4 separate regions of the Homo sapiens genome follow, and all the other regions are linked to region 1. Evidence: read pairs that join two places in POLR2A ChIA-PET (ENCODE). Cell type or tissue: CD4-positive, alpha-beta T cell. All regions are shown on one strand. Each heading gives the region's core, and the rest is flanking DNA. Links, peaks and the distances in the headings are about the cores only.

Region 1 (5,734 bases), core at 548-4,547:
GCTGTTGATCTGTTTCTGATTCAACAGCATCTCTCTCTCTCTTTCTCTCTCTCTCTCACTCTCTTTCTCTCTCTCACTCTCTGGCTCTCTGGAAACTGGTTACTCTCTTCCAACCAGATAGGGAGTGTCCCAAGATTGGGTGTGGGCGCGGTATCTCCTGGGGCTCAAGGTTGGGATGGGAAGGGGTCCCAGCCCCCTCCTCAGCAACAGCTGAGATTTGCCAGCATCCCCCAGGACTTCCAAATGTCTCGGGCCGACAGAGCACGGTCAGAGCCCATTTGGGCAGACAGAAGTTTGGGAAGCTGGGGAGGGGTGAAGTGGGGGTGGGGGGGCAGGCTAGAAAGGAGCCCTCCCTCCTCGGGGTGTCTAGGGTGTGCTGGCCACTGGAAGATTGGAGTCGCTGACCCAGTGCTGACCCTGACCCTTGGCTGGGTCCACTCTGCAGACTCCACCTGAGGAGACCCACCCAGGGTGAAGCTCGGTGCCCAGGCCTGAACTGAGCCCGGCCGGGTGCAAGGGCTGAGGTGTGAGGTCGGCCCAGGCCTCTTCCCAGGCCTGAGGGTGGCTACAGCTCGAGGCTTGCAAGGTGCCTGCGCCACCCCTGGGTTGAGGCCGACCGGAGTCAGCTGGGATCACGTTAATGACTCCAAGCGATCGCCAGCCCTTCCGCCCTCTCCCTGCCCAATTCTCTCAGCCTGGCCAGGGACCAAGGCCGGGTTTTGGGGCGGACAGGGGACTGCCCCACACAGCGGCAAGGAGGAGGAGAGGCCGCGTGGGTCAGGCTGGATGGGTGAGGAGGTGCGGGTGGGGCCTGGGCTCTCGGCGGCGGGCCATGGCTTTGGCGGTGGCCTGTTTCCCCTGACACCCCTCGGAGGGCTCCAGGTATGGTGCGGTGGAAGATGCAGGAAGCCCGTGGGGCTCTTCTGGGCCCGTGTCCTGGGGGACCCAGCCCCCTCAATCCCACTGGGCCCTGCCCGGGATGGGGGGGACAGTGGGAAGACAGAGCGGGTGTGGCGGGGAAGGCGGTAAGGGCACAGTCTGGAGAGCTCAAAGCCCCCCCAAGGACCGAGCCCCGCCCCCCAAGCGGGAGGGCGAGCGAGTGATGGCGGCGGCTGTGGCTGTGGCGTGGCGGAGGGCGGCGTGCAGTGCGGGCACGAGGGGCATGCACAAAGTCCCCGAGTGTGCGTGCGTGCGTGGGGCGGGCCCACCCGCCGCCCCCCTGCCCGGGGCGGGGCTGGGAGGGCGGAGGGACCGAAGGTCGGGGAGGGGCTTTCCCTCGGCTCGCCCCGCCTCCCGCGCTGGGCCGGGGGCGCGGGGGCTCCCCCGAGCGCAAGGCGGGAAGAGGGGGCTCGGCGGCGCCCCGCGCCCCCGCCCAGGTCATGGCCGGGTTCCCGCGACCGGGGCGGGGGCCTCGCGCTACTCAATGACGAGGCAGCGGGGCAGGTGCTGCGAGAAATACTTGAAGAGCTCGGGGGTGGCCCCGGGGCAGTTGGTCAGCTCCAGCTCCTCCAGCTCCTGCAGCTGCACCAGGCCCGACAGCCCGGTGGTGGTGAGCAGCGGGCAGCCTGCGGCGGGGTCAGAGGGCGGCTCAGTGCGCGCGGCCCAGGGCTCGGGCGGGGACGGCCGGGCCGCGCCTCCCTCCTCCTCCGCCTCGGACCCGGGACTGTGTGTCCGCGCCGGGTGTGAGTTTGCACAAGGACCGGGCAGGTTGGGCGGGTGGACTAAGTGGGGGTGGGTGGTCACTGCCAGCGTCAGAGCAGAAACGGGGGTCTCACCTGCCAGAGACAGGAGGCGCAAACTCCCCAGGGCCAGGAGGTGCTTCAGCCCGAAGTCTTGCACCTGTCGGGAGTGGAGGAGCGACTTAACGATTTCCGCTCGCACCGAGGCGGAGGGCACCCTGGGGTCCATGGAGGGCTAGGCGGGTTCAAGCCCGGGGTTCCTCCGTCCCCCCCGGAGCCGGGAGGCGGCTGGGAAGTGCTCGTGGGGGCCGCCGGGACCCCTGCGTTCCGCTTAGGTCGGCTGCTGGATAGGGAGGGGCCCCAGACTCTCCCAGGATCTGAGTGGGGCCGGGAGCTCTCCCCGCGCCCCCACCTCCCCGCCGATCCCCCAATCCCGGGGCGTGAGAGCCGGTACCTGGCAGCACCATCGCAGGTAGAGGCTGCGGAGGGACGACATGGTGGACAGATAGCTGAGGCCAGTGTCCGTGATGCGTACACACCTGTGGTTGCACCAGAGGGGACCCCCACCTTCAAATCACCTGGCCCCGGCCATCCCTCGTCTTCCTGGGAGTGCCCCTGGCGTGAATCCCTTCCTGCCCCACCCGGAGCAGCCGCTGGCCCCTCCTCGCTCCCACCCACCGGGAAGGACGGGGGTCCAGCCAACCCGTGCTGCGGTTCTGCGGTTCCCACTCCCCAGGCTCCGAGGGCTCTGCCCGCCGCGCCACAGCCCCAGCCCCGCCGGAAGCCCCCGCCCCCGGCCCCGTGCAGCCCCGCCCCGCCCCGCCCCGTGCAGCCCCGCCCGGCCCAGCCCCGCCCGGCGCGGCCCGGGGGCGCGCACCTGTCGAGCACGAGCTCCTCTAGGCGGTGCAGGTCGCAGGCCACGTACTCCAGCGCCATGTCGGTGATGCGTGGGCACCACGAGAGGTCAAGGCTGCGCAGCTTGCGCAGGTTCTCGGCCACGAGCTCCACGCCGTCGTCGGTGACCTTGGAGCAGCCCGAGAGGCTGAGCGCGGTGAGGTTGGGCAGGCTGTGCACCACGTTGACCACGCCGTGGTTGGTGATCTCCCAGCAGGAGAGCAGGCGCAGCGTGTGCGTGCTGTGGCCCTGGCGCGCCGTGAAGTAGGCCAGCGCCGTGTCCGTCACGTGGTAGGCCTGCAGGCTCAGCTCCGCCAGGTTGGGCAGCAGCTGCGAGATGGCCGCGATGGCGTCGTCGGCCACGTTGATGCAGTCACTCACGCTCAGCGAGGTGATGCGCGCGCTCAGGCTGGACCACAGCCCGGCCTCGGTGAAGTCGTTGCAGCCCGACAGCTCCAGACGCACCACGCCCTGCATCTGTTCAAGCATAACCTGCAGGCGGGCGGGCGCCGGGTCAGGATTGCAGGAGAAGGGGTGGAGCCCGCAGGGAGGAAGCAGTAGGGTGTAAACATGCAGGGAGCTGAACCCTGAAAACATTTGGCAGTGTGTGAGGAGGCGGGGCATCGGGACGAGAGCCCAGGGCCTGGCCAGGGCAGGTGCTGGGGGCGTTGGCACCAGCGTTACAATTAGACTCCAGACCCGGCTGCCAGGCGGCTCCTCTGACCTCTACTCCTGGGGGATCCTTTCCCAGCTGCCCCTCAGCTCCCCCTCGCATCCTCCCCACACTGCATTTGTATTTATTTATTTATTTATTTATTCATTCATTCATTCAATCATTTTGAGACAGAGCCTTACTCTGTTGCCCAGGTCCCAGGCTGGAGTGCAGTGGCATGATCTCAGCTCACTGTACCCCCCGCCTCCCGGGTTCAAGCGATTCTCCTGCCTCAGTGTCCTCCCAAGTAGCTGGGACTACAGGTGCCCACCACCAGGCCTGGCTAATTTCTGCATTTTTAATAGAAATAGAGTTTCACCATGTTGACCAGGCTGGTCATGAACGCCTAACCTCAAGTGAGTGGCCTGCCTCGGCCTCCCATAGTGCCGGGATGACAGGCTTGAGCCACCGGGCCTGGGCCCTGCATTTAATCCACTGCCCTGCTGCTGCCATCTTGAAAATCTTGAGTGTCTTTGAACAAGGGACCCACATTTTCGCTTTGCGCGAGGTCCCCTGTAGTCAGTCCTTCTTTCCTCCCACCCCAAAGCCACCATCCGCTCCCACCTCCATAGGGTTGCTGCTGCCCGCCCCTGCCCCCCAGCCCTGTCCCCCCCGAGCCTGGTGCACACCTCGAGGCCTGCGTCCGTGATGGTGGAGCGCTTGAGGCTCATGGCTTTGACACCCTTCTTGGAGAGCGCATAGTTGTCAATGAACTCACAGATGTCCAGGTCGGAGACGCCAACCAGGCAGAAGCCCTCGAAGCCTCTGGCGGCAAAACCCTGCAGGTTCACGAACTCCTTCTCGCCACCAGGCAGCACGTTGTAGAGCTCCTTGGCATGCAGCACCGGCGTGAGGCCTGCCCAGAACTTGGGCTGGTACAGCACGCGCCGCCAGGCCTTGCACACCTGGGCCAGCACACACTTCTCGCAGGCCGAGAAATACCAGAAGAGCCCATTGAGGATCTTCTCGTCCGTGGCCAGCGGCGGCCGCTCCGCTGGGTGCCCAGGTGCCAAGGCTGAGGCTGGTCCACCTGCCGGGGTGCACGGGCCCCCAGCCAGGGCAGCCCGGGACAGTGGAGCAGCCAGGCTGGGTGGTGGGAGGGTGGGTGGGGGTGGTGGCTGGCAGGGGCGGTTCTTGGTGGCTGGCGTGCCCTTGGTGATGCTGGCCGCACCCAGGCCGTTGGGCTGGCCCGGCAGCTTCACCAGACCGTTTCGAGGCAAGCATGGAGGCTTGGGGTCGCCGTCGATGCCCGGGCTCGACATCTTCCTGGCACGCTCTGTGGATGAGGGCCGGGAGGGGGAGTGAGTCTGTTGCTGAGTCTGGAAGGCCGGGGTTGGGGGCGGGTGCAGTGGGGCTCCTTCCCTCCTTGGGCGTCCCTATGGTGCTCCCAGAACCACCAGACAGAGAGGATGGGAGTGCCTGCTTCTCCCTCCCAGACTGTGAGCAGCAACAGGAAGCCAACCATGGCCACTGGCAGCACTCACTGGGCACCTACGGTATGCACTGAGCCCAACCTTCATTGCCCATGGACACCCTCTTTTTCTTTTGTTTTTTTTCTTTTTGAAACAGAGTTCCGGCCGGGCGCGGTGGCTCATGCCTGTAATCCCAGCACTTTGGGAGGCCGAGGCGGGTGGATCATGAGGTCAGGAGATCGAGACCATCCTGGCTAACACAGTGAAACACCATCTCTTCTAAAAATACAAAAAATTAGCTGGGCATGGTGGCAGGCGCCTGTAGTACCAGCTACTTGGGAGGCTGCAGCAGGAGAATGACGTGAACCCGGGAGGCGGAGCTTGCAGTGAGCCGAGATTGCGCCACTGCACTCCAGCCTGGGCAACTGAGCAAGACTCTGTCTCAAAAAAAAAAAAAAGAAACAGTTTCACTCTTGTTGCCTGGAGCGCAGACTGGAGTGCAGAGACAGGATCTTGGCTCCCCGCAACCTCTCTGCCTCGTAGGTTCAAGTGATTCTCCTGCCTCAGCCTCCCGTGTAGCTGGGAATTCGGGCGCCCACCACCACACCCGGCTAATTTTGTATTTTTAGTAGAGATGGGGTTTCTCCATGTTGGTCAGGCTGGTCTCAAACTCCTGACCTCAAGTGATCCACCCGCCTCAGCCTCCCAAAGTCCTGGGATTATGGGAATGAGCCACCGTGCCTGACCGGAAACCTTTTTGTTTGCCCAGTGAGGCGAAGAAACGCCGACACTTTTTAGCACTTAGGTACCATGATGGCCATTTTACAGAGAAGAAAATGGAGGTGGACCTGGTGAGGCCAGGACTGCTCTCTTGACCTCTCTGCTGTGCCGTCCACTGTAGGTACCCACCAGGCCCACCCCTCTGGGCAGGCCAGGGGAACTGAAGGGAAGGGTCTGGGGTGGCCTCTGGCCCCTCCCCTGCAGGGTGACTGCACAGCGCTCAGGAGGGGCTCTGGTGCTGACTCTGCAGCCACCCT
Region 2 (5,734 bases), core at 936-4,935, 110 kb after region 1:
GCATCAGGGCCCAAGGACCCGCCTGTACCTCTAACCACAGGACATGCTGTGAATCCAGGTTGGCCTCTAAGACCCTGGATGGGTCACGCCACAGCCCATCAGGGATCCTGGGACCCCCAGTGCAGGGGATGGCCCTGCTGCTGCTTCCGGGGCTAGGGAAACCACAGAATGTCCAGTCTTCCAAATCTGATTGGCAAATGGGTTTGGCAGAGCCTAGCCAGATGCTAGGATGGCCCGAACTGACCAGAAGCCCCCGTGCAGAGGTGGCTGCTGGGGACAGCCAGGTCACCCCAACACGGGTGGGGCAGCTGCACACCCCACTTACCACCCCATGGGTCACAGGCCTCGAACGTGCATCCTGCTACGTGGAGACCAGACCACAGGTGGCCAAGCTCCGTCTCGGGAAATAAGCCTGGGGCCCTGGGCGGCCGGCACTCACTTCCTGGCTATCTCTACCACCCCATGGGGCAGGAAGACACCCGCCTGCATTTCTGAGCTCCCAACCAGCTCAGGAACAGCGCAGCCGCTCGCAAATGCAGTGTGCGAGGTACAGACCGTTCCAGGGCCTGGCCTGCGCCCACAGGGAACTCCTGCCATGCGGGCCCCTTCTCACAAGGGGACACCGCCCACCCCCAACCCCTGGGGCCCAGAGCAGCCCCAGAACAGACACAAGCATCCCAAAAAGGGGGTCACTGGGGTAGATGCACACATCTGGGGACCCTGTGTGTCATCCCAAGTGGGCCATAGCCCTGGGCATCTGGTCTTAGGTCCCAGGGCTTTGCCAGCAGAAGCCTCCAGGTGTGCAGGGTCTGTGCTAGAGGCCTCCAACCGGCCACCATGGGCTGTCCACCCGTGTGGCAGCACCCGGGTCCCTGCAGCGCCTGAGACTCCTCGCACTCAGTGGACAGCAGAGCGCCCCTGAGCAGCCTCGGTATCTGCAGATGCACAAGGCTGGCTGGGGCAGAAGCAGGGGAGGGAGGGGCTCTGAGGAAGGCGCCTGCGTCCCCACAGATCAATCACTTGATGTTTGACATGACCTGCAAACGTTTTATTTGCAAAATACAGAGAGTAGACGACAGGAAGTAGCGGCTTACACCTGTAATCCCAGCACTTATGGAGGCCAAGGCGGGAGGATCCCTTGAGCTCAGGAGTTGGAGACCAGCCTGGACAACAAAGTGAGACCCTGTCTCTACAAAAAAATACAAAAATTAGCTGGGTGTGGTGGTGCGCACCTGTGGTCCCAGCTATTGGAGAGGCTGAGGTGGGAGGATTGCTTGAGCCTGGGAGGTGGAAGCTGCAGTGAGCTGAGATAATGTCACTGCACTCCAGCCTGGGCAACAGAGTGAGACTCTGTCTCAAAAAAAGTTGAGGCCGGGCATGGTGGCTCACATATGTAATCCCAGCACTTTGGGAGGCCAAAGTGGGCAGACCACCTGGCCAACATGGTGGAAACCTGTCTCTACTAAAAATACAAAAATTAGCCAGGGGTGGTGGCCTGCGCGCCTGTAGTCCCAGTTACTCGGGAGGCTGAGGCAGGAGAATCACTTGAACCCAGGAGGTGGAGGTTGCAGTGAGCCGAGATCATGCCATTGCACTCCAGCCTGGGCAACAGAGGGAGACTCCATCTCAAAAAAAAAAAAAAAAAAAAAAAAAAAATGTTTGGGCCGGGGGCGGTGGCTCACGCCTGCAATCTCAGCACTTTGGGAGGCGGAGGCAGGCGGATCACGAGGTCAGGAGGTTGAGACCATCCTGGCCAACACGGTGAAACCCTGTCTCTACTAAAAAAAATATACAAAAAAATTAGCCAGGTGTGGTGGCGGGCGCCTCTAGTCCCAGGTACTCGGGAGGCTGAGGCAGGAGAATGGCGAGAACCCGGGAGGCGGAGCTTGCAGTGAGCCGTGATCGCGCCGCTACACTCCAGCTTGGGTGACAGAGCGAGACTCCGTCTCAAAAAACAAAACAAAACAAAACAAAACAAAAACAAGTTTGGAGCCACGCGGCCACAAGCCTCTTAAGGACGCCTGGAGCTCCCAGAGCCCCCAGGAGCTCAAAGAGGCAGGAAGGGTCCTCCCTATAGCCTCTGGAGGGATCGTGGCCCCCATTACCTTTTCAAAATGTCACCTCTCCCCGCGGTGTGACCCTCGAAAGCTAGACGTGCCCAGGAGGCAGCAGCCCAGGCCCCGCACCTTCCCTCCCGCTCCCTCTGGCCGCCGGGCCTCAGCCAGCGCTGCTCCCTGACCCGCCTGTGCCCTCGCCAGGGCCCCTCGCCGCCGCCTCCTGCCGCCTCCCGATATGGCCAAACACCCGGGCGCGAGCCCCGCGTGCAGGCGCCGGGCCTGGGCCCCTGTGGCCGTCCCGCCAGCGGCCGTCTTCTGTCCCTGCATTTAGAGAAGGGGGATGGCAAAGGGACCCGCCAGCGGATCCCTCTTACAGGTGGGGAAACTGAGGTAAGACGGTCAGGGCTGGCCCCAGGGCGTGGCGGGCCCTCGGGGCAGTCGCCCAGACCACCCGGACGGCCCCGCTCGCAGCCTTCGCCCGCCCCGGCCAACTTTTCAACCGACCGTCGCGCGCCGTTTACTTCCGCCTTGGGAGATAATTTCCGGGTCCCGGCAGGAAAGGGTCAGCCGCGCACGGTGGCCGCCCGCGTGACGTCAGCGCTCGTCGCAGCCATCTTGGCTCCTGGCAGCGGCTGCCCAGGCCTCGGTCGTGGGCTGGGCGGCCATGTTGGAGTCGGGCAGGGCTCTCATATCCGGTCACTCTCCACTGGCGATGATCGATTGCATTTGACGGACGCGACGCTGGTCGAGAGTCGCTCGCGTTGCTCGACGTTTTCTGCAACTCCAGGACCGTAAAATATCTCGAAGACGGCGAAAGTCGCAGACCCCTGCAGAATCAGATGATCCAGAAGGATGCCCGCTGTCTTTTTGGTCCATTTCAGTTGTAAACCAAGAAGTAGCCGGGACAGGCCTCGGTGGGCTTCGGAGCGTGGCTCGGCAAGGTCGAGGTCGCGCCTGGGGGGACAGGTCGATGCCTTTCTCCAGAGATGGTTTTGAGGCCTCCGTATTTAAAGGGGGAAAGCGGGCTGCGGGGTAAGGAAGGCTCCGGTCCTGTTTCTGAGCCCACGGTGGGAAGAGAAAAGGAGGGGCGGGGGGTGGGGGGCTGGGGTCGCCGATGATGCGTCCGCAAGATGAGGGCAATGGAGAGTGAGATCTGACCTCGCGTCTGTAGTTACCTGCCCAACAACACAGGGAGAGGCAGTAACTTGACCGGCTCCGTCTTCGGCTTCGTTCTGTCCTTTTGGCAGCCTGAATTGGGGTCCTGAGCTTTTACTTTCACACCGTCCTCCACAGTTTCCTAAATGGGATCTGGAATGCTTCTTCCCTGGCACGCCTGTGAGATCTGAGGCAGAAGCCAGTGTACAGAAACAGGTGTCGCATCAGTAGGCATTCTCCAGAGGCCGACCAATATATTGGAGAGACGGATTAATAGACGGATGATAGTGGGTTTGTCAGGGGAATTGGCCCATGCGGTTAGGGAGGCCGAGAAGTCCCGGGAGGGATGCCATCTGCAAGCCGGAGACCTGGGATGCTGGCAGCCTGGCTCGGTCCAAGTCAGGAAACGGAAGAACCAGGGGAGCTAAAGGTGTGACTCAGGCCAGGGCTGAAAGCTGAGAATCCAAGGAGCCGCTGGTGTTAAGTCCTGGAGTCCCAAGGCTGGGGGCCCTGTCCAAGGGCAGGAGGAGGAAGAGAGAGTCCCAGCGCCAGGAACAAGAGCAGAACTTCTTTTCCCTCTTTTTTTTTTTTTTTTTGACAGAGTCTCGCTCTGTCTCCTAGGCTAGAGACAGAATGCAGTGCAGTGGCACGACCTCAGCTCACTGCAGCGTTCACCTCCCAGGTTCAAGCGAGTCTCCTGCCTCAGTCTGCAGAGTAGCTGGGACTACAGGTGCATGCCACCATGCCTGGCAATTTGTTTTGTATTTTTTAGGAGAGATGGGGTATCACCATGGCCAGGCTAGTCGCGAACTCCTGACCTCAAGTGATCCGCCTGCCTCAGCCTCCCAAAGTGCTGGGATTACAGGCGTGGACCATCGTGCCCAGCCCCTTTTTGTTCTATCTGGGCCCCCAGGCGATTGATGGTATCCGCCCCCATGGAGGGTCTTCCCCTTGGTCCCCCGACCCCCAGGCAGGCTCCTCTGGAAACCCCCTCGCAGACACACCCAGAAGCAGCGCCTTATGAGGTCTCTAGGGATCCCTTCACCCAGCCAAGTAGGTGCTTGAGATGACCCACGGCAGGTCGGACATCTCCCTCCTCGTCCACTAGGACAGTGTCTGATTTGCCCTCTTTCCCTCCCTGCATAAGCTGATCCAGAGAATTGTCACAAGACAGAGTTACAAATTTAGTTTAAAGATCCTCGTGGGCTCCATTCGTGATGCTAGATTCGGGCAACCGCTTGGCTCTACAGAGAGCAGGGAGTGCCCCGGGGGGCTGAACAGAGGAGGCTGGTTTTCTAGACGGAAGGGCTGAGGAAAGCGGAAACAGAAAACACGGATCGCTCACTTCGAAGCTGCTTTTCTTGTAAGGGTGAAAGCAGAAGAGAACTCCTTATTGTACCGGCAAGGATCAGCCTGTTTGGGGATTTGGCTGTTATTACTCTCCTGGTTTCTCAGAAGTTCAGATAAACAACTTAGCTTCAGTTTGGTGACATGGAACTTTTTTTTTTTTTGTTGTTGAGATGAAGTCTCGCTCTGTCGCCCAGGCTGGAGTGCAGCGGCGTGATCTCGGGTCACTGCAAACTCCGCCTCTCCGGGTTCAAGCGATTCTCCTGCCTGAGCCTCCCAAGTGTCTGAGATTACAAGCACGTGCCACAACGCCTTGCTGATTTTTGTATTTTCAGTAGAGATGAGGGTTTGCCATGTTGGCCAGGCTGGTCTCGAACTCCTGACCTCAAGTGATCCTCCCGCCTCGGCCTCCCAAAATGCTGGGATTACAGGCGTGAGCCACCGCACCTGGCCACCAATGGCTTCCTATAGATTTCATTTAACAGAAGGAAGGGAGGGGAGAGGGAGGCTGTGGTAGAGGCTGGGGGATTTGAGGAGAGGCTGCAGAGGTTGCTGTGGGTGAGGAACGGGTCCCCTCTGGTTCCCTGAGGAGGGCTGGGAGATGCAGTGAGGTCTTTCTGATGCAATTTTCTATAAAAATGCCGCCCAAATCTGGACCCCATGGTACCTGGGCTTTGAGGGTTAGCAGAGCCTTTCATGATGTCCCAGATGGATCTTGCAGAGACCTCAGTAGAGACGGTGCAGCGGGGAGGGTGTGGGACAGGTCTGGGTGACTTGGGACATGGAGCCAACAGGATAGGGTGTTCCTGGCGGCTTCTCCCAAACAGGCCACATCAGGATGTCCCAGGGAAGTAGCACAAACCCAAACTCCGTGTGCGCCCTTGGCCCGGAACCTCTGGGTTCTGGAGCAGGCTCGGATCTATGGAGGGTTTGCCTTTGGAGCTTCCCCGGGACGTCCAGTGGGCTCTGGGCTGCCCCGGGCTGCTCTGCCCAAAAGGAGGCTCCCACACTGAGCAGCCAGTGGCTAGAGCACTGCCCTGTGGGGAGGCAGACCTGGTTCTCCGGACACTTGATGTGGACGGGGACCGGCTGGCCTCTCCCTCAGCAGGGAGGAGGTGTGGCATGGAGGGACGGCTGTCCACACGGCTGTGTTTGGCTTGGGCTCCTGGCTGGCT
Region 3 (5,734 bases), core at 1,092-5,091, 53 kb before region 1:
GAAGACTCTGGGCCCTGCCGCCCACCCGCCACAGCTCCGTTTTCAGCCACAGCATCCCTGACCTCTCCTTGGAGAATGTGGGGGCCACTGGACACGCCAGGCCCTGATGCCGGCACAGGCAGCCTCCTCTTGTTCCTGGACCAAACTGAGAGTCGGGCTGCTATTTCTCGTGGCCCAGTAACGAGATGCAGATGAACTGGTGAGGAAGAGGGTTTTTATTTCTGCAGCCGGTTACAAGGAGAAGGCCTGGAAATTATCACCAGAACAAGTCAAATTACAAAGTTTTCCAGAGGTTATGTACCTTCCAACCTAGATGTCTGTGTGTAAGTGTGCATTCATCTGAAGACATAAGTGGTTAACTTTTTTCTTTTTTCTTTTTTTTGAGACGGAGTCTTGCTCTGTTGCCCAGGCTGGAGTGCAGTGGCACGATCTTGGGCTCACTATTTTTAGTAGAGACGGGGTTTCCCCGTGTTAGCCAGGATGGTCTCGATTTCCTGACCTCGTGATCCGCCCGCCTCGGCCTCCCAAAGTGCTGGGATTACAGGCGTGAGCCACCGTGCCCGGCCAAGTGATTAACTTCTTTTAATCTATAATTAAGGCCTGAGTCCTGAAGACCTTCCCCTGGAGCCTCAGTAAACTGACTTAATCTTGTTTCCTGCTAAATCATGAAGGTTTGGGGAGTTCCTTCGGGCTCCCAATAAACTTGTCTGTGGAGGCCTGGAGAGTTTCTTCAGACCTCCAATAAACTTGTTTAATCCTAAACGGGTCCTATTAAGAATTCCTTCGTTATCTTGTCGCGCTTCAAGGCCCAGGAGAGGCCTGGGCACAGCTCTTGGTGGGCTTTTGTTACATTCCAGCCTTTGAAGAAGGGCACTGGCTTTTCTTCTTTAGAGTCCTGCTCTGTCGCCCAGGCTGGAGTGCAGTGATGTGATCTCAGCTCACTGCAACCTCCACCTCCTGGGTTCAAGTGATTCTCCTGTCTCAGCCTCCCGAGTAGCTGGGACTACAGGTGTGTGCCACCACACCCGGCATTTTTTTTTTTTTTTTTTTGAGACGGAGTCTCACTCTTTTGCCCAGGCTGGAGTGTAGTGGCACGATCTTGGCTCACTGCAACCTCTGTCTCCCAGGTTCAAGTGATTCTCCTGCCTCAGCCTCTGGAGTAGCTGGGATTATAGGCACCTGCCACCATGCCTGGCTAATTTTTTTTTTTTTTTTTTTTTTGTATTTTTAGTAGAGATGGGGTTTCACTAAATTGGCTGGGCTGGTCTCGAACTCCTGACCTTAGGTCATCCACCTGCCTGGGCCTCCCAAAGTGCTGGGATTACAGGTGTAAACCACCGATCCTGGACAGCTTTTTAAGCTTTTAATATTGAACTAACCACTCTGCACTGAAATAATTGTTATGGAGGCCTGCGTTAGTGAGACCTGGCCTGCCACACTCTCACATCTGTGGGGCGGGTACAGGAGCCCCAGGGGCCGAAGAGGCACACGTCGGGCCTCTGGGTGCACCTCAGCCTGGGGGCCAGGACGTGGGGCAGAGTGCAGCCAGGGTTCTGACTCCTGGGGTGGAAGGGAGACTCCCAGGGCATCATGTCTCTACCCAAGTCCAGGGGGATGAGCCGCTTTTTCTCTTCTTAGACCCAGTCCCAAGACCCAAGCCAAGGGTGACCCTTCACACTGGCCCAGGCCTCTGCAGGCACCTTGGCTGAGGCTCCCCAAGTATGAATGGTAAATCCTTGCCTCCAGCCTCGGCACAGAGGAGCCCAGCACAGACGCCCCCAGCACAGAGTCCCCCAGCACACAGCCCCCAACACAGAGCTCCCCTGCACACAGCCCCCCTGCACAGACACCCCCAGCACAGAGTCCCCCAGTACAGAGCCCCCAGCGCAGATACCCCCCATAGCACAGAGCCCCCAGAACAGAGACCCACAGCACAGAGTAGCCCCCCAGCACAGGGCCCCCCGGCACAGGGATCCCCAAGCACAGGGACCCCCCCAGCACAGGGATCCCCCCAGCACAGGGCCCCTCAGCACAGGGCCCCCCAGCACAGGGACCCCCCCAGCCCAGGGATCCCCCCAGCACAGGGCCCCCCAGCACAGGGCCCCCAGCACAGGGATCCCCCCAGCACAGGGCCCGCAGCACAGGGATCCAGCACAGGGACTCCTCCCCAGTACAGGGATCCCCCCAAGCACAGAGACCTCCAGCACAGGGATCCCCCCAGCACAGGGCCCCCCAATACAGGGATCCCCCCAGCACAGGGATGCCCCCAGCACAGGGCCCGCAGCACAGAGCCCCCCAGCACAGGCACAGGGACCCCCCCCCAGTACAGGGATCCCCCCAGCAGAGAGACCTCCAGCACAGGGATGCCCCCAGCACAGGGCCCCCCAGCACAGGGATCCCCCCAGCACAGGGATGCCCCCGGCACAGGGCCCGCAGCACAGAGCCCCCCAGCACAGGCACAGGGACCCCCCCACAGTACAGGGATCCCGCCAGCACAGAGACCTCCAGCACAGGGATGCCCCCAGCACAGGGACCCCCAGCACAGGTTCTCCTCCAGCGCTTGTCAAAGGTGGGCCCTGGGGCTCCGAGGACCCTGCTCGCACATCGCCGCTGACCCCGCAGGGCCCCTGGGTCCTCGCCGCCAGCAGTCTGAGTGCGGTGCCCCGACACTGACATGGCCTCCAGGCAGCAACGGCCTTCCCGGGCAGCAGGGCGCCTCGTCCGCCTTGGCCTCGGGCCTCCGGGGGCTGGGGCGGGGTTGCTGGCGGCTCCGCCCCCGCCTGCCAGTTTCCCAAAGGGCGCAAGCGCCGCCTCCGCCGCGTGTCCGGGGTCAGCCCGAGCCCGTGCGGGCCCTTTAAGGGCCGGGGGCGTGTAGCGGGCCCGCCCCCTCCCCGCGGCGCCCGCAGTCCGTTAAGTGCGAGCCCCGGCGCAGGGGCCGGATCTGGCCGGGGGCCGGCGGCGGTGTGGGAGCGGCGCGTCATGTACACCATCACCAAGGGGCCCAGCAAGCTGGTCGCGCAGCGCCGCACAGGTGCGCACGGGCCGGGGAACGGGAACGGGGACGGGGCGGGGCGCGGCGGCGGCTGACCGCCCCCCGGTGCCCGCAGGTCCCACGCAGCAGCAGGTGGAGGGCCGGCTCGGCGAGCTCCTGAAATGCCGGCAGCCCGCGCCGCCGACCTCGCAGCCCCCGCGGGCGCAGCCCTTTGCGCAGCCGCCGGGACCCTGGCCCCTGTCGAGGTGAGACGCGCGCGGCCCCGGCCCGGCCCGGCCCGGCTTCCCCTCCCCCGCCGGCCGCCCTAGAGCGGAGGGTGACCTTGGGGAAATGTTAGTGAGGTCCGGCCACGTGCTGCAGGCGGGGCGGGCGCTCCGGGCGCGGGGGGTGCGCGGGTCCTGCCCACTACGCGCCCGCGGGCCTGCGCCTCGCACTTCCGCCTCACCTGGCCGGGCCCGGGCCCCCAGCGGGGAGAAAGCCGGCCAGTTCCTGGGTCGCAGGGGCCTCCAGCGTCCGAGGTCGGTGCTTCGGGCGACCTTGGGTTGCTGCTGGAACCCTGACGTGCAGCAGGCCCAGGCCACGGTTCGCGGAGAGCGTCGGGCGCTGGTCCTCAAGATCTCCCGGCTCTGCCCTTGCAGAGCTCAGTGGGGGAGACGTGCGTGCGCTTCCCTCGGGCAGGGCCGCTGCCCTCCTCCGCCCTTCACCCCAGACACCCTGGGGCAGTGGGGCCTCCCCCCATCCGGTTGCTTCTGCTTTTCCTAACCCAGTTAGGAAACTCCGAGACCACAGGAGCCTCAGTCCGGCCACTGTGGCCTCCCCGTGACCATGACCCAGAGGTTGGACAGCCCCGCAGGGCTGGACGTTTGACTTTGGCTCAGTTCCTCCACCGTTCCCTTCATTTATCCTGTGCCTCTCCCAGGCCTGTGGATTTTGCTGTGGCCCCAAGCCGGCCCGAAGGCTCCTGGAGGTGGTAGGGTCATGGCCTGAGGCGGTGCTGGGGAGGAGAGCTCGGGCCAGGAGTTCAGGGCAGCTACAGGTGGGGGGGTGCCGAGCCACCCTCAGCCTGCCCCCTGCCTACCTCTCAGAAAGGTGTGGAGGTTCCAGCGGGGCGGGGGCTCTCTGGGGCTCCATCCTAGTGAGGTAAGTGCCCTCTACCAGAGGCGCCTTCTGGCGGGAGGTGAGTGGGCCCCTAGGTGCTTCCAGCATCCCAGCTCTGCTGGGACGCTCCGCGGACATCACCCTTGGTCCTCGTGGCCGCTCTACTTCCCAGGGGAGGAAACCGAGGCACACCTGTAGCCACCACCTGGTCCCCAGGCAGGGAGCATGAGGCTGGAGTGGCCCAGGGTGACGCCGTCTCTCTTAACCTGGGGAAACCACCTTTCTTCTCTCTCCAAGACCCCACTGCTAGGGAGGGCAGGGGTAAGGCTGTGGCACAGTTAGGAGGAGTTAGGGAAGAAGATGGAAATGCTTCCCAGAGTTCTCCATGGGACCCCAAGGGTCCCAGTGGGCAACACCAGGCCCACTGGCTGTTGTCTCTTTTTTTTTTTTTTTTTTTTTGGAGACAGAGTCTCCATCTGTCGCCCAGGCTGGAGTGCAGTGGCGCAATCTCAGCTCACTGCAACCTCTGCCTCCCGGGTTCAAGCGATTCTCCTGCCTCAGTCTCTTCAGTAGCTGGGACTACAGGTGCGTGCCACCATGCCCGGCTAATTTTATATTTTTGTATTTCACCATGTTGGCCAGGATGGGCTCGATCTCCTGACCTCATGATCCACCCGCCTCAGCCCCCCAAAGTGCTGGGATTACAAGTGTGAGCTACCGCGCCCGGCCTGTTTTCTTAAAGTCCCCATGTGAGGTCCTCTGTCAGCCAGTGGGACCTGTGGGAGTTGAGTGGGCTTCACCCCGTGTGCAGTGGGGCTAGAGGAGCCCTGGGCAGGGCAGGATGTGTGCTGCCCTCTCCTCCCTGGGGTCACCCACCTTCCCACCCCCAGGCCCCAGCGCTGGGAGCTTCTGGCAGCAGTGGGATCTCTGCATGAAGCCCCCATCCTGCTCCTGCACCTTCTTGGGGCAACCACCTTCCCTCTGTTTCTTTTTTTTTGAAATGGAGTTTTGCTCTGTTGCCCAGGCTGGAGTGCAATGGCAGGATCTCCGCTCACCGCAACCTCTGCCTCCTGGGTTCAAGCGATCCTCCTGCCTCAGCCTCCCGAATAGCTGGGATTACAGGCGTGCACTGCCACACCCAGCTAATCTTGTATTTTTAGTAGAGTCAGGGTTTCTCCATGTTGGTCAGGCTGGTCTCAAACTCCCTACCTCCGGTGATGCGCCCACCTCGGCCTCCCAGAGTGCTGGGATTACAGGCGTGAACCACCGTGCTTGGCCAACCACCTTCCCTCTGAACCACCCCACCCCATGCTGCCACCCACCTCGCTGTTTTTTACTTCATTTAATTTTTTTCTTTTTGAGACAAGGTCTTGCTCTGTCACCCAGGCCGGGGTGCAGTGGTGCAATCATGGCTCACTGCAGCCTCAACCTCCCAGGTTCAAGTGATCCTCCCACCTCTCGACTTCCTGAGTAGCTGGGATGACAGGCGAGCACCACACCTGGCTCATTTTTAACTTTTATGTAGACAGGTCTCACTATGTGGCCCAGGGTAGTATTCAATTCCTGGGCTCGAGCAATTCTCCCGCCTTGGCCTGTGGAAGCGTTGGGGTTATAGGTGTGGGCCACCGCGCCCGGCCCTGCCCT
Region 4 (5,734 bases), core at 976-4,975, 270 kb after region 1:
GACCCAGACACAGACTCACGGTGACAGCACGGGATCACCACCCAGACAGACTCACGGTGACAGCACGGGATCACGACCCAGACACAGACTCACGGTGACAGCACGGGATCACGACCCAGACACAGACTCACGGTGACAGCACGGGATCACGACCCAGACACAGACTCACGGTGACAGCACGGGATCACGACCCAGACACAGACTCACGGTGACAGCACGGGATCACGACCCAGACACAGACTCACGGTGACAGCATGGGATCACGACCCAGACACAGACTCACGGTGACAGCACGGGATCACGACCCAGAGGGAAAATAAATGGGCGTGGGTCCATAGTGACAAAATCAGTGACCACAAACAAGTAAGTAACAAGATCTTCCTCACAGAGGAATTCCACATAATGTCCGCAGACACTCCCTTCAGGAGGCGGGGGCTGGACCCAGTGAGCGGCTTCCAGAGGACAGAGCGGGCGGGAAAGCAGGGACCTGTCAGAGGGCACACCTGGCAGGCAGACCTTGGCCGGGTGATCAGAAAGCCGTGCGGACGTCAGGACCCTGATACGGTGTGACGGGAAGGGCCCCGCACCTCTGTGGGCGTCTTCCCAAAACCCATCACCCAGTCTAATTGCGAGGAAACACCAGACGGACCCAACGTGAGGGACGCTCTACAGACGCCATGACAGGCCTGCTTGACACTGTCAAGGTCGGAATCCTGCACAGGAAAGTCTGGGAGACTCACAGACCAGGGAGGGAGGGAGGAGACGCCAGGACAAAACCGGGTCCCAGAACGGAACAGGCACGGGTGGAAAAGCCATAGAGTCTGCAGTTTCAGTTAATAGTTTTATTTTTAATAAAAAAATTTTAAAAAGTAAAGGTTTCTCGAAGACTCTGCACCACTCAGTGCCCGGCATGAAGCGCTGTGAGCAGCCTCCCTCCAAGGCAGTGGGAGCAGGGCCACAGGCAGAGCACCGCAGGGCCCTGGGCGACGAAAGGGTCAGGGCTGGTGACCTCTAAAGGGGCTGCGACGGCAGGTGGGTGGGGGCAGCTCCAAGTGAGGAGGAAGAGGGTGGACACAGGCGGGCACGGGATGGACACAGGGTAAACAAAGGGCAGACACAGGGCGGGACACAGACTGGACACAAGGCTGGACACAGGGTGGACATGAGGTGGGACACAGAGGGGACTCGGGGTGGGTCGCAGGGCGGGAAACAGGGCTGCAGCAGAAGGCTCCCCACACCCCTACTGCCTCCACCACTGGGTGGAAGGGACCTGAGCTGTGAGCGCTGACCTCCTAGCAACATAGAGGACACCTCGCGGTAGGCCCTCAGCCCCGGCGGCCACACGTGCAGGGACCGCACCAGCAGCTTCCACAGCTCAGGCCAGTGTGTGTGCATATGGGTATGACATGCCCATGTGTCCCTGTGTGTATGTGTCTGTACACATGTGCACATGTATACATGTGCACCTGTGCATGGATGCCCTGTGTCCATGTGTGCACGGGTGTATGCATGTCTCTGTACACGTGTGCACATGTACACATGTATGTGTGCGTGTGCAGGGATGCATGTGTGTATGTCCTGGCATGTATGCAGGTGGGAGAAACACAGGTTGTGACTGTTCAGCCACTGCACACTCCAGGGCCCAGCCTTCATTGGTGCTAGGCTGGGGCCCCTTTCCCACAGGGACCTAATTGGCGCTAGCTGAAGGGTGGATGTGCTCCACCCCTCACCACAACGCAAACTCCAGGACCACAGAGGAAAACAAGATGTGGCCTCACCAAAGCAATAGCCTAAATCAGTAATTCTAAGGCAAGAAGCATAGGATGCTTCCTGCTTATCAGGAAAAAGGAAGACAGACTGAATTGAGATTTCAGAGAGAAAAAAACTATTTCAACCTCTACTCATGTTATAAAAATAGCTACATAAAAAGATGCAGTAAAAATCTTGAAACATCACAGGCTCTCAAAACAAAACTAACCAAGCAGTCAAGCTTCGGAAGGCCCCGTCACTACCCCACACGGGAGGCAGCAGAGCCATGGCGGCCACCCGCCTCTCACAGGGACCCAGAGCCTGACCTGGGAGCTGCAACGAGGAAATACCGAGGAAATACCGTGTCGCCCGAGCAGCCAACAGCAGGCATGGCCGATAAATACTTTGTTTCAGAATCAGAAAGAAATAGCTGGGCGTGGCAGCCTGTGCCCGTAGCCCCAGCTACTCGGGAGGCTGAGGCAGGAGAATCTCTTGAAATCGGAAGGCGGAGGTTGTAGTGAGAGGAGATTGCACCACTGCACTGCAGCCTGGGCGAAAAAGTGAAACTCTGTCTCAAAAAAAAAAAAAAAAAAAGAATCAGAAAAAAAAAATCAGCTTTCTCTTTTCTCCTTTCAGATAAATTGTTGTAAGATTAAAACAGTCATCCCAGAAATGCCGTTCTCTGTTGATGGTTCTTACTGGCCGTGGTTAAATTCTGGGCCTCAGCACAGTGACCTCAAGTATTTTTTCTTTAAGGGATGTGCTGCAGAGCTCCGAAGTAGGGCAGTGCTGTTTGCTTTTTAAACAAGCAAGTATTTTATAGAAGAACTTGTAAAACCAAGTGGTGCATTTCATTAGAACTCAAGTGGCCCGGAGAAAAGAAAAAGAACTCATTTCCCATGAGCTCTTAGAGCCACTGAAAGCTCAGAACAAAACCAACTGAGCAGGGTTTCAAGTATTCTTTTTGGTTTCATTTTCTCCTCAAATTTTCTGAAGAACAGCTGAGAGTTTAGCAAATACGGGTGCAAACGATTCTGCCTGCCACGTCAACCCTGCCTCGGGTGTCATCTGACGAGGATGCCAAGCTACAAGGGCTGCGGTGAGACTCAGAGACACGCTACCAATGGCACCGCGGCCCCACCTCGCCGAAGCAGCTGCCGGGGAGACGCGATAAAACTGCCCCACGCGGAAAAGAAGGAAGGGCGGTGAGCAGGCGCACAGAACAGACGCCACAGTGCGGCACGCATGCCTCCACGCCTAAAGGACAAAACTAGCATGGAGATCCCCTAGAGGTCGGATTTTCAACATAATCTCAGTGAGCCCAGGACTCCAATGTGACAATGTGGAACTGGAAAGACGAGCAAGAAAAGCCCCTCCGTTCCCGCCAGCGTTGGGCATTCCTTCTGCAGTCCAGGCTGTCCCCGTCACTCGGGATCACAGCCAAGCGGTGGGTTCTGTGTGGTGCTTGGCTCCTAGGGCCTCGCGGAAGCCATGTTCTTCTCCATTCAGCTTCATGGAGAGACTTTCCCAGGTTTCAGCCCACGCTACGAAGCTAGACAGGAGAGTGGCCCCCACCCGCCCTGTTTGGAACCCAGCTGGGGCATGCGGTGTTTGGAACACATGGGCAGATTGGGGAGAGGCCAGAAGAGCCTCATCCAGAGCCAAGGACAAGCCTTGAGGCTGAAGAGCTCACCAAGGCCACTACAAGAGAGCAAAAAAAAGAGCCTCAGAGACTCCTCGATAAATAACCAGAACAGAGAGCAAAGGTGGAGAGCAGGAGGGCAAGGCACTGAGACTTTAGAAGCTTCCAGGGAGAAGAAGAGTCAGATGCTTGAAGATGCCTCCTCAATGCTGCAAAGCTCTGAGGGAAAGTGGCTTTGATGGAGAATTAGAGATCCGGGCAAGTTGGTCCTTTCTGGAAAAGCTGCTTGGGGATACACTCCAGCAAAAAGAGAATCCACCAGCAAACAGGAAGGCATGAGCAGCCCAGGAAGTATGAACACAACCAAGGGAGGGCTGTGGCAGTATCTGTCCTGCTGGGCCGCACCTCGGGGCTGGAGGTGGGTAGAGGGGAAAGAAGGGGTAATGGCTGGAAAAGTGTCCCATGCTGACACTAAGCCCTGGTAGAGACCACCTGCTACGGGTCAGCACATTTCACTGAGCAGGAGATGCCCCTAGAAGACAAGGGATAGAGGTATAAAGAAAGTCCTCTCCCTGACTGCAAGGAGCTAGAGGGGAGACAGGCACAAGAACAACACTGGAATGGGGACAATATCAGCCGCAAAGGAAGCAGAGAGCAGGGCTCCGGTGGTCAGCCCTGGGTGGGGTCAGGAGTCCACGAGTGATGAGGGCTAAGTCTGAAGGCCAGAAGGGTGTCGGCAGCCACGGAGAGAACAAGTACAGTTAACCCTGGGAAGGCAGAGGCCAGGTGGTCTCAGGACCACGGTCAGGAAGAGATGCCTCACGTGGCGGGGACACAGCGGGAGCAGTTCAGGCACCACGGCTCGTCCACTGGGGCCCCAGCCTCTCACTGCAAGCAGTGCAGGTGGACATCTGCCCCAGAGGCAGCAGGGAGCGTGTGTCCCAAAGCCCCCAGCACTCATGCCCTGTGCAGGCGCCGAGCAGCCGGCCCTGGCCGGGGCGGTTCCCTCCTAGGCCTGTCCAGGACTCGGCCCCCACAAACACATGGACCGACAGACGAAATCCCTCAGGAGTGTCTCTGCGCCGACGCCATGGCACCCACGAAAAGTGCCACACATAAAGTCAGTCTGCAAATGCCAACGTTACCCAGTCTTCATGTCACATTTCACCTACAGATCCCTTCCGAATTGTAACAATATCTCATAAATGTTTGAGCTTCAAAGGAAAGGTCCTTTCCGACGTTCAGATATATATACTCCGTGGCTGCCTGCGAGCCGTCTCCCAGGCGGGTGTGTCCTTGGTCCGCCTTCTGGGAAGTGTGCACAGGCAAGGAATCCCATGTCAGCCTCAGGACGGCCCAGCGGTCACTCTCACCTCATCAGTGACAGGAAGGTCTTGATGAGCAACTTGGCCAAGGCCACACAGCTAAGGTGTGGCCCACCAACCCTGAGCCCCACTACTTCCACCTGTCACAGCTTCCAGAAAGTTCTCTGCAGTGAACTGCTATCAACCCAATTCTGACCAACTGTAATTACACTGTTTCCAGATAACACCTTAATTCTGAGGCAGTTAAAATGCATTGTGTACATATACTATGTGACTCTCATCAATAGCAAACCAACGTCAGTTCAGTCCAGGAGAACCCACCCAGGGTGGGCAGCTCTAGCCTAGGGTGTCTTCAGTAGCACCTGCAAGGCTGTCCTTCCCCCGTCTTGTCAGGGAATCCAGCTCTACCACTGGCGCTGTAACAGACACAGGGCTGCTGGAAATTCCAGGAGTCCAGCCCCAGCTGCCTGTGGCCGCCCATGGACGGACCTGGCCAGGCCCCCTGGGAGGGGGATTTCAAAGCATCAAGGAGCCGGCCTGGCTGACGAGGCTCCAGACCAGCTGTTTGCCACACACGCCCCCGTACTGCAGGGTTGACCAGTGAGGGCCTCAATCTTCCGCAGGGAACGCCGGGCCACAACGTCGACGCACGACCCTGGGGGTTCCTGCCATAAAACAGTGAGGGATTCTGGCCAGGCTGCTCTGCCCTCTGTTCCGGTGAGCCTGGGCATGGTGCCCACTCTTGGGTTCGGTTTCCTTATTGCGCACACAGACAGCAGCAGGCCTGACTGCAGGAGGCACCGGCACCCATGGGCGGCCGGCACTGCCCCTACACACCAAGAACATGGCACCCAGGTCCCGCTGCTTAGGCCGGAAACTCCTGTCACATAAGCTTTTACTCGTCCAGATTTCAGCCATTCCTGGGAGTGACATCTGTGCTGAGGGGAAGCTCAGTGTCAGTGTCAGGCATCCCCGACCACCTCGGGCAGCCTCGGTCCTCCCAGGAGCCGTCACGGCC

Evidence for each region. Peaks named below come from ENCODE experiments on the same cell type or tissue, not always from the same donor. Only the 100,000 strongest peaks of a DNase experiment are listed, where the experiment ranks them.
Region 2: POLR2A ChIA-PET joins it to region 1 with 6 read pairs; 4 of 35 experiments call an interaction of 5 or more read pairs at or near these places.
Region 3: POLR2A ChIA-PET joins it to region 1 with 5 read pairs; 20 of 35 experiments call an interaction of 5 or more read pairs at or near these places.
Region 4: POLR2A ChIA-PET joins it to region 1 with 5 read pairs; 1 of 35 experiments calls an interaction of 5 or more read pairs at or near these places.

The regions. Positions count from the first base shown.
Region 1 is chr16:692,859-698,592 of GRCh38, forward strand. It overlaps FBXL16 (F-box and leucine rich repeat protein 16), which reads right to left. Exons shown (of 6, transcript NM_153350.4): 2 at 3,915-4,561; 3 at 2,557-3,065; 4 at 2,134-2,218; 5 at 1,776-1,839; 6 at 1-1,565. The coding sequence starts at 4,547. The coding sequence ends at 1,417. Among named protein-coding and RNA genes, the nearest start is that of WDR24, 5.3 kb to the left of the region's middle. RefSeq lists a silencer at 2,451-2,570 and enhancers at 2,651-2,820, 2,841-2,890. In CD4-positive, alpha-beta T cell, for the core only: no CTCF peak of the experiment used is centred there; DNase peaks (open chromatin) are centred at 1,173, 1,853, 2,563, 2,883 and 1 weaker place; H3K4me3 peaks cover 1,874 bases.
Region 2 is chr16:805,214-810,947 of GRCh38, forward strand. No RefSeq gene overlaps it. Among named protein-coding and RNA genes, the nearest start is that of GNG13, 7.3 kb to the left of the region's middle. RefSeq lists a silencer at 2,335-2,544 and an enhancer at 2,625-2,854. In CD4-positive, alpha-beta T cell, for the core only: no CTCF peak of the experiment used is centred there; DNase peaks (open chromatin) are centred at 1,948 and 2,658; H3K4me3 peaks cover 1,822 bases; H3K27ac peaks cover 1,035 bases.
Region 3 is chr16:639,013-644,746 of GRCh38, forward strand. It overlaps MCRIP2 (MAPK regulated corepressor interacting protein 2), which reads left to right and starts at 2,816. Exons shown (of 5, transcript NM_138418.4): 1 at 2,816-3,031; 2 at 3,108-3,237. The coding sequence starts at 2,980. LOC100287175 (a long non-coding RNA gene) reads left to right here. Exons shown (of 4, transcript NR_149003.1): 4 at 1-193. RefSeq lists enhancers at 1,828-2,739, 3,881-3,930 and silencers at 2,631-3,180, 3,211-3,490, 3,501-3,640. In CD4-positive, alpha-beta T cell, for the core only: no CTCF peak of the experiment used is centred there; DNase peaks (open chromatin) are centred at 2,779 and 3,739; H3K4me3 peaks cover 1,549 bases.
Region 4 is chr16:961,972-967,705 of GRCh38, forward strand. The region is part of intron 1 of LMF1 (lipase maturation factor 1); the gene reads right to left. Among named protein-coding and RNA genes, the nearest start is that of LMF1, 6.1 kb to the right of the region's middle. In CD4-positive, alpha-beta T cell, for the core only: no CTCF peak of the experiment used is centred there; DNase peaks (open chromatin) are centred at 2,170 and 2,870; H3K4me3 peaks cover 1,732 bases; H3K27ac peaks cover 2,200 bases.